Linked DNA regions of Mus musculus: region 1 is linked to region 2. Evidence: chromatin loops called from intact Hi-C (ENCODE). Cell type or tissue: left cerebral cortex. All regions are shown on one strand. Links, peaks and the distances in the headings refer to the core of each region. The heading gives the core; the rest is flanking DNA. Region 1 has its middle 3.1 kb from the start of Oip5os1. Region 2 holds the start of Ino80 (INO80 complex subunit).

Region 1 (4,395 bases), core at 141-4,140, 110 kb before region 2:
CTGGCCTCAAATTGCAATGTAACAGAATTACCACACTGGTTATGTCCTGAATCTCAAGTGAGCAACAATGTCCTCCATCCAAAGACAGGTTCTTTGAGTGTTAGCTACTATCAGATCACACATCACTGCACCGTATGTCTCTGTGTATGAATAGGCACACTGTATATCTGTATATACTTAGACTACAGAAGGCCTGCAAAGGATTACACAAACCTCTGTGTTCAGTGAGGTTTTACTACATCCAGACAGAGCTGATATAAATGGGAAAAGTCACCACAGTTAGATATTGATGAACTCATTTAGAAAGACACAGAGTATTGAAGCTAGCTGAGGGGTCCAGGTGAGTGTCAACGGAGGAATATGGTGAGGTGCAGGACTGAGTAGGGACAGACAGATGCACAGACAACAGTAATCCAAAGGAGCGATATCAAGCAATGAGGCCTGGGCTAAGCCGAAGGGCTGCCCAAAGAACCAGCAGAAACAGTCTTGTCCCTCCTCAACTCACTTAAGCAGGGGTTCAGGTGACACTGCAGGGCTGTTACCATCAAACCATGGTGCTATGTCTTTCCTATTTATATGGGGTATAGGTGAGGAATTCTCCTGCCTGAGGTGTATGTGTGTGTGCTCACATGTAGTGAAAACTCAGACTGCATGCATATTAGACAAGCACTTATCAGAGCTATATCTGTTTAATACACCCATATCCATTTTTTTCATGTATTTTGATTTGATATATTTTTAGATTAAATTTATGTAAATTATTTTGCCTGTGATTATGCATGTACATGTACCACACACTTGCTTAGTGCCTGAGGAGGTATCAGATCCCAAGGATCTGGAGTCAGGGATCATTGTGAGTCACCATGGCAGGGCTAAGACTCATGCCTGGGTGGGTCCCTACATGAGCAAGAAGGACTCTAACTGCTGGGCCATCTCTAGCACGTACTTCAAGCTTCTAGCAATCCTCCCACCTTGGCCACCTCAATCCCAACTCATTTGGTTAAGTTTATAGTTTTTATTTTTCTTGAAAATTTTTACTTTTAAGAATTGGGGCTGGGGTAGTGGTGGTGCACACCTTTAAACCAGCACTCAGGAGGCAGAGGCAAGCAGATTTCTATGAGTTTGAGGCCATCCTGGTCAACAGAGTGGCATTCCAGAATAGCTGAGACCATATAAACAAACCATGTCCCCTCATCACCCCACACCCAAAATTGAGGCTGAAGAATACCACACAGTCTTAATTATTGTAGCACTGTACTAAGTATAACTTTTTTGTTTTGTTTTTTTAAGACAGGGTTTCTCAAGCTGGAGAGATGGCTTGGTGGTTAAGAGCACTGACTGCTCTTTCAGAGGTCCTGAGTTCAATTCCCAGCAATCACATTGTGACTCACAAACATCTGTAATGGGACTCAATGCCCTCTTCTGGTGTGTCTGAAGACAGGGATAGTGTACTTGTATACATAAAATAAATAAATAAATCTTAAAGAAAAAAAAAAAAGAGTTTCTCTGTGTAGCCCTAACTGTCTTAGAACTTGCATTGTAGACCAGGCTGGCCTCCAACTCACAGAGATCTGCCTGCCTCTTCCTTCCAAGTGCTAGGCTTAAAGACATGTGCCACCACCGCCAGGCTGTAAGTAAATCTTGAAATTGATTTCCCCAGTACTGTTAACTCTGGTTTTCTACATTTTTTTGTATATGGTATTCAACTATAATCCAACTGATTTTCTTTCATTTTAACCTTACAAATAATATCAGTAACACTGTGTCCAGGCCATTGATCTGATACATACCTACTTTTGTTTAATCACTTTTTTTGAAGACTGGATCTTCTGTAGCAAAGCCAACCTGGAAGGGCTAGAGATGACTCAATGGTTAAGCGTACTGTCTGTTCTTACAGAGGACATCTCATTTCCCAGCAGCTAAGTGCTGGCTCAAAACCATCTGGAACTACTGTTCCAGAGGACAGGAGCCTCTTCTGGCCACCACAGACATTGCATGCACATGGTAGACAAATGTACATGCAGGCACTCACTCACACACATAAAAAGAAATAAATTTTAAAAGACGATCATGAAGTGCTGATGCCCCTGCCTTCATCTCCCATGCTGAGACGTGTGCCAGCATACCTGGCTTCATACAGTGTTGGGTCTGGAACCTAGAACTCTGCATGTTAAGCAAGCATTCTATCTACCAAGCTGTGTCCTCAGCCCTATTTATTTTCTATTTTAAAATTAATTTTGAAATGCGCTGGTTAGTTCTGTCAACTTGACACATCTAGAGTTACCTGGGATGAGGTAACCTCGAGTGAAGAATTGCCTCCATCAGGTTGGCTTGTGCACATGTCTGTAGGGACATTACCTTTATTAATGACTGATGTGGGAGGGCCCGGCTCATTGTGTATGGTGTCTTGACTGGATGGGTGGATCTGTGCTGTGTAAGAAAGCAAGATGGCAAGAGAAGCCAAGCAGTGTTCTCTGTGGTCTCTGTTTAAGTTCCTGCTCTGACTTCTCTCGATGATGGGGTGAAACCTGTAAGTTGAAATAAGCCATTTCCTTCCCCAAATAAGATCTGATAGGTGCTTAGCACCACATCAACTGTTAATTGAACTAGGACACAAGATTAACATCAGAAGGTTTTCTTGCGGTAACAGTCTGATGGTTTCTACAGGGCTGGAGAGATAGCTCAGAGGTTATGAACACTTGCTGCTCTTACAGAGGACCTGGGTTCAGTTCCTAGCACCCATATAGTAGTTCACAACCATCCATGACTCAATGTCCAGGAGATCCAACATTCTTCTGACCTCCACTGGCACCAAACATGCATACAGTGCATATTGTATATACATACACATAGGAAACACTAGTACATATAAAGCAAATTAATCTTTAGAAAGATCAAATAAATAGGCCTTGCAATATGCGAAAGACTGATGTAACATATTCAGTTCTTCATCAGCTTCTCAGTACTCATCAAATTGCTTCCCACAGCATCTCAAACCATTTCATTTCCTCTCTTTCTCCTTCCTTCTTCCTTCCTTCCCTTCTCTTCCTTCCTTCCTTCCTTCCTTCCTTCCTTTCTTCCTTCCTTCCTTCTTCTTTCTCCTTCCTTCCTCAATTCTACCTCAATTCTCTCTGCCCCTTTGCCCTTGAACCTGAAAACAAGTGTCCATGGGCTTCCTCCTCCCAGATGTTTATGGTCTTTAAATCTGAAATTGCTGATTACAGAGGCCTCCTTCAGAAGCCAGGTTGTGGCTGTGCTGTCCCAACACACCAAGGTTCCAGGTTGCAGAGATAGCCATGGCAGAACCCTACCTTATCATAGCTTTAGTGTACATGTTCATGTATATCATCCTGTCTGCACTTTCTTCATTCCCTGGAAGCCCCTACTCCTGAGAGTAGGAGCTAAGATGGGCACAGCACCCTTCTTCTCCACTTCTGACTTCTTGGTGATTACAGAGGTGACAGGGTACAAATGCATTCATAGAACAGTCATCTCTGCAAATCCCCATAACAGGCTGCTTCAGCTCCCACGCCACCAAAAATGCAGCACACGAAACACTTCAAACAGCACACTTATTCTTTGAAATCAATTCAATTTTGAGAAAATTAGTTCAAATAATGAGAGTTCCCATGGCCATTCTTCTAAATGACATCCTACAAGACATATTTTGATAGCAGCTAGAAATTTGTTCTTTCACTGTTGGCAGAGAAGAGAACTCTTTCCCTCAAGAAACTGAGCACCACAGCCAGGATCAGTGGCACACACCTTCACTCCAGAGGCAGAGGCAGAGGCAGGTTCTGAGTTCATGGCTAGCTTGTTCTATATCTTGAGTTCCATGCCAACTCAATGAGTACACAATGAGACTTTGATTAAGAAAGAAAGAAAGAGAAAGAGAGAGAGAGAGAAAGCAAAGAAAGAAAGAAAGAAAGAAAGAAAGAGAGAGAGAAAGGAAAGAAAGAGGAAAGGAGAAAGAAAGAAAGAAAGAAAGAAAGAAGAGGAAAGAAAGAAAGAAAGAAAGAAAGAAAGAAAGAAAGAAAGAAAGAAAGAAAGAAAGAGGAAGGGAAAGGGGAAAGGGAAGGAGGGTAAGGGAAAGAAGGGGGAAGGGGAAGAAGGAGAAGGGGAGGGGGAGGGGAGGGAGAAGGAAGGAAGGAAGGAAGGAAGGAAGGAAGGAAGAAAGAAAGAAAGAAAGAAAGAAAGAAAGAAAGAAAGAAAGAAAGAAAGAAAGAAAGAAAGAAAGAAAGAGAAAGAAAGAGAGAAAGGAAAGAAGGAAAGAAAGGAAGGAAGGAAGGAAGGAAGGAAGGAAGAAAGAAAGAAAGAAAGAAAGAAAGAAAGAAAGAAAGAAAGAAAGAAAGAAAGAAAGAAAGAGAGAGAGAGAAGGAAGGAAGGAGAAAGAAG
Region 2 (4,395 bases), core at 226-4,225:
ATATACGTCTTGGAAACGAGTGGATTAAGTGCAGAAGACTGCATGATGGCGCACACTGTAACCTCAGTCCTCGGGAGGCTGAGGCAGGAGACATCCCCCGAGCTTGACGCTAGCTAGCCTGGGCTATTAACCAAACCCAGACAAAATAACCATGAAACAACCGCCCCGCCCCGCCCCGCCCGCCCCAGCTCTGCGGTTGCTCGAGTGTGGGCAGGGCGACTCACCCCACTGGGGAAATGGAAAGTGCATGGAAGGTGAAAGCGCCTTCGTGCCAACGGTCTCGGGCCGAAGGGGGACAGTGTCGTCAGGAAGACGACCAGGAGACGTCTCCAAGTTGGCTCTTACAAGGATCCATCCCCGCCCGAGCTGGCCTCGGGGTAGGCCAGCACTACCTGGAGAAAACTTCCAGCGACAACGCCAAGCAGTCCCTCCCACCTGCAGGACCAAAATGAGTCCCTGGTTTTTGGGCGGTTTCCATTGACGTTACTTCCGGAAAAGTAACCTTTCTGTGGCAGTTGCAGGGCCGCTGAGCTCTCGCGACATCTCCTCCCGCGAGATCTGCTTGCTCACTCTAGCGATGACATCCTCCTCCTCCTCCCCGTCGCCTTTCGGCAATCTTCGCCAGTCCCAGCCCCGACCAATCTGCACTCAGATAGTATAGATGAGGGTCTCCCCCAGAACCCCGGTCCGCGCGGGGCGTCGGGCGGCGGCAGCGGGGTACAAGCTGCACGAGGCCGCCCGTAGCGGCACGGTCGGCGGACACGGGCTAGCGACTAGCAGTGGGCGTGGGCGGGGCAGGGCTAAGCCGGCCGAGTACCTGCTCGATTGTTCTGGCCTGGCTATGGCGCCTCTCCTCCCCCCCGCCATGGCTCCCCGTGTCCCTGCTCCGCTCCTCTCAGTGAGTGAAAGTGGCCGCCGCCGCCGCCGGCCCAGCGCCCGCAGCCGCCTCAGCGCCGCCGCCATCTTGGGGTCCCAGGAGCCGCCGAGGGAGCGAGCTAGGAGCGTTCCCGTCCAACGCAGTCACCGTCCCTCGGCCTCCGAGAGCGAAGCGCGGCTCCACAGTCGGCGGGGCGACCCCCCCCTCCGGACCCCGCCCGCCCCCCGCCCCCCCTCCGCCGCCGCCGCGGCGGCGGGGCCCCTCGGCCCGAGGTGAGGTTGAGAAGACGTGGGCGGGTGGACGGAGGGGGTGTCGTGTAGGCCCCTGTGCGCCCCTCTCTGCGGGCGACGACTGGGCCGCTTCTTAAAGGGGCCGTCGCCCCCGGCCCTGGGGTTTGTTGGGGTTAGAGAGGATGGGTGTGGACACTCCCCATAGGGTTGGGACCTCAGAGACCTGGGCCTCGGCTCTCCTGTCGTGTATCTCTGGCTCTCCGGGGTTATGGGTGACCTCGGCCACCCGAGGAAGCCCGTGGAGCACCCACACGTGGGGAGTGTTAGGCCAGGTGCACGTGGGACCCGGTGGGGCGGTGTCGCTCTAACACGTGTGTGGGTTTGGGAGTGGGGAGGGGCAGGGCGGAGGCTTGTCGGGCTGGACCAGGAACCGGACGAGGGTTCTACCTGTCAATTCAAACGAATGAGATCTATGGACTGGATAGAGTATCAGTTTAATGGGGAGCGAGCCACGGTTACGGGCGAATGATGCAAGTTGCTAGTTGGTGTTAGACGGGGACAGGCTAACACGTGCACAGACTTAGAAATGTGTCTGTGACAGCACTTCTGGGTTTTCGAGGCGTTTGCAGTGCGTCTCAGCAAGTGTCATCTTACTTTGACAATTCCTTCTTGAGCTTGCTGATGAAAAGTACTACTTCCGTAATCACGGAGGATGGAAGCCCCCTACAGTTTAGAAGTTGGATATTGCCGAAGAAGGCGTTTAACTATTTTAGTTCAGAACCAACTGTGCTCAGGACTCTTTGATTTACATTCTTGTACTTCTTAGGACTCGGGAAGGAATTTGGAGGTTGAACTCCTTAAAACATCGCTGATGATCAGCTTAGTTTTCCCAGTTAGTGATCCATGATTTACATCCCTAATTTTCACTGTGGGTTATTGATGCTTCCTTTCTTCCGGTCGTGTCTTTTTTTTTTTTTTTTTTTTTCTTTTTCCTGTTTGTTTTTTGTTTTTGGCCTGGATGGCCGGGAACTTGATATCCTCCTGCCTTAGCGTCCATGGTGCTAAGATTATAACTGCACTTCCATCTCTGGCTTTTTTTTTTTTCCCCCGAAGGAGTAACATCTTTATCAGATATGATTGCAGCTCAAGTGAATCAGGCACAGTTCAGAAAATTTCAGTATTTGCAGACTGTACACCTATCACCACCATTTAACATTGACTTTAAAAGAAGGTCTAGAAGTTTCTTAAACGTCACTTTTTCCTCTTCCCACAACATTTGGTAACAATCTATTTTCTGTCTTAGATTTTTTTTTTTAAATGAGACAGGGTCTCATAATGTAGGTCTGGATGTCCTGCAATTGACTATGTGGAGTGGGTTGCCCTGCAGCTTACAGAGATCAGTCTGCCTAAGCTTCCTGAGTGCTGGGGTTAAAGGTGTGCAACCCTGCCCAGCAGATGTGCTATGCTTGACATTTCTGACTTACCTAAAGGCATGCTCAAATATGTACCCACATTTTACCAGCTGCTTTCATGTAACATGTTTGAGATTTATGTATGATATAGCATGTAAACTTTGTTGCTTTTCTTTTATTGCTGTTACTTTTTTAAAAAACATTTTGTTTTATGTATGTGAGCCTGAGTATATGATGTACTTATATGTATGCTGGAGCCCATGGGGGCCAGTTAGAAGAAAGCATCAGGTCCCTTGGAACTGGAGTTACAGGTGGTTGTGAGCCACTATGTGGGTGCTAGGGACCTAACCTTGGTCTTATGAGAGAGCAGTAAGCGCTCGTTAATGCTGAAATGTCTCAGCTCACCATTCTGGTTTTTTATGAGCCAGGGTAGTTTTGAATTCATAATTCTCTTGTCTCTGCCTCCTATTAAAGTATGGGATAATAAAGGTATGGGCTATCTGGTTTTCTTTTATGCTAGAAATTAACAAGCACCATCATTGTATAAAATAACCATTTGAGATTGTTGATTTGGTGGTTCTTTGCATAGGCTTTCGCATCTTTGTACTTATCCAACTTTGGGTCTAAAAACCTTCAAAACTTTTCAAAAAGCAGAACTTGAATTTGCTTTGGACCCAGCACTCTGATGAACAGGCTAATGAAGTGGTGTGTAGGCAAACTATGTTGAGGGCTGCCTCAGCTGCTCACAAGTCCTACTCTCCCTTGCACTGGTCTGAGCACTATTCACTTTACATCTGTCTCTTTTGTGCTGTGTCCTTAGGTCTGTGGTAGTTATAACTTCTGAACAGAAACTCCCACACCACCCCCATTTTACTATTCCCTAAACAACTACTCTCATCATGCTTATCTAGTGTCACATTTAAGCATAACCTAATGGTGACTTAACCTATGTGGAGGTGTGTGGATTATGTCAAACAGTGCATCGTTTGAGAGAGCAGCACTGGAACCAACCTCCAGGGTACTGAATAATCACTATGTACTCATGAGTGACATTTTGGAATTACGTATAGGACCATGTCTTTGCCACATAGCCCAGGAATATAGTAGTTCATACCTCGAGCATTTGTATAAGCCCACTGTATGTTTACATGACAACAGAAATAGCTCAGAGCTCAAGGTCACATTTCTCAAGAGTGTATCTTTGTCAGTAAATGATGTGTGTGCCTAGTAAAATCTGCTTATCTTCTTGAGTAGGGGAGGGGTAAGATAGGGTAACATAATGTTGTAGCCCAAGGTGACTTGGAACTTACTGTATGAACCACGGCATCCTCAGATTTTCTGCAGTCCCAGCTTTGAGCCACCTTGCCTGGTATCTGTCTGTATTCTAAAATGAATTTTGTTTTTAAGGGATTAAATTTGATTGTTTTAGTTTACTGTGTTCTTTCCTTTATATCAGTGGCTCTCAAACTTGTTAGTGCTTCAACCCGTTAGTTAATATGGATGGGTCTTTATGTTGAAGTGACCCCAATCAAAGTTATTTTCTTTTTATATGTTTTATCTATTTTTTTAATGTATGAGTACATTGTAGCTATCTTCAGAAACCCCAGGAGAAGATCAGATTCCATTACAGATGGTTGTGAGCCACCATGTGGTTGCTGGGAATTGAACTCAGGACCTCTGGAAGAGCAATTGGTGCTCTTAATCACTGAGCCATGTCTCCAGCCCCATAAAGTTATTTTCATTGCTACTTCATAACTGTAGTTTTGCTACTGTTATGAATTGTAATTTAAATATCTGTTTTCTGATTGCTTTAGGCAACCCCTGTGATGGGAGGGGTCAGACCCACAGAATGAGGACTATTGCTTTACAACTTGAA

The links. Hi-C counts contacts between places; a loop is a spot of excess contacts. Peaks named below come from ENCODE experiments on the same cell type or tissue, not always from the same donor. Only the 100,000 strongest peaks of a DNase experiment are listed, where the experiment ranks them.
Region 1: it touches region 2 in a loop (2.3-fold over the local background); 9 of 42 quality-filtered maps call a loop at or near these places.

What each region holds. Positions count from the first base shown.
Region 1 is chr2:119,589,007-119,593,401 of GRCm38, reverse strand. No RefSeq gene overlaps it. Among named protein-coding and RNA genes, the nearest start is that of Oip5os1, 3.1 kb to the left of the region's middle. In left cerebral cortex, for the core only: a CTCF peak has its summit at 1,981; a DNase peak (open chromatin) is centred at 1,974.
Region 2 is chr2:119,474,133-119,478,527 of GRCm38, reverse strand. It overlaps Ino80 (INO80 complex subunit), which reads left to right and starts at 841. Exons shown (of 36, transcript NM_026574.4): 1 at 841-1,149. In left cerebral cortex, for the core only: a CTCF peak has its summit at 1,832; DNase peaks (open chromatin) are centred at 545, 818 and 1,546; H3K4me3 peaks cover 2,088 bases; H3K27ac peaks cover 1,501 bases.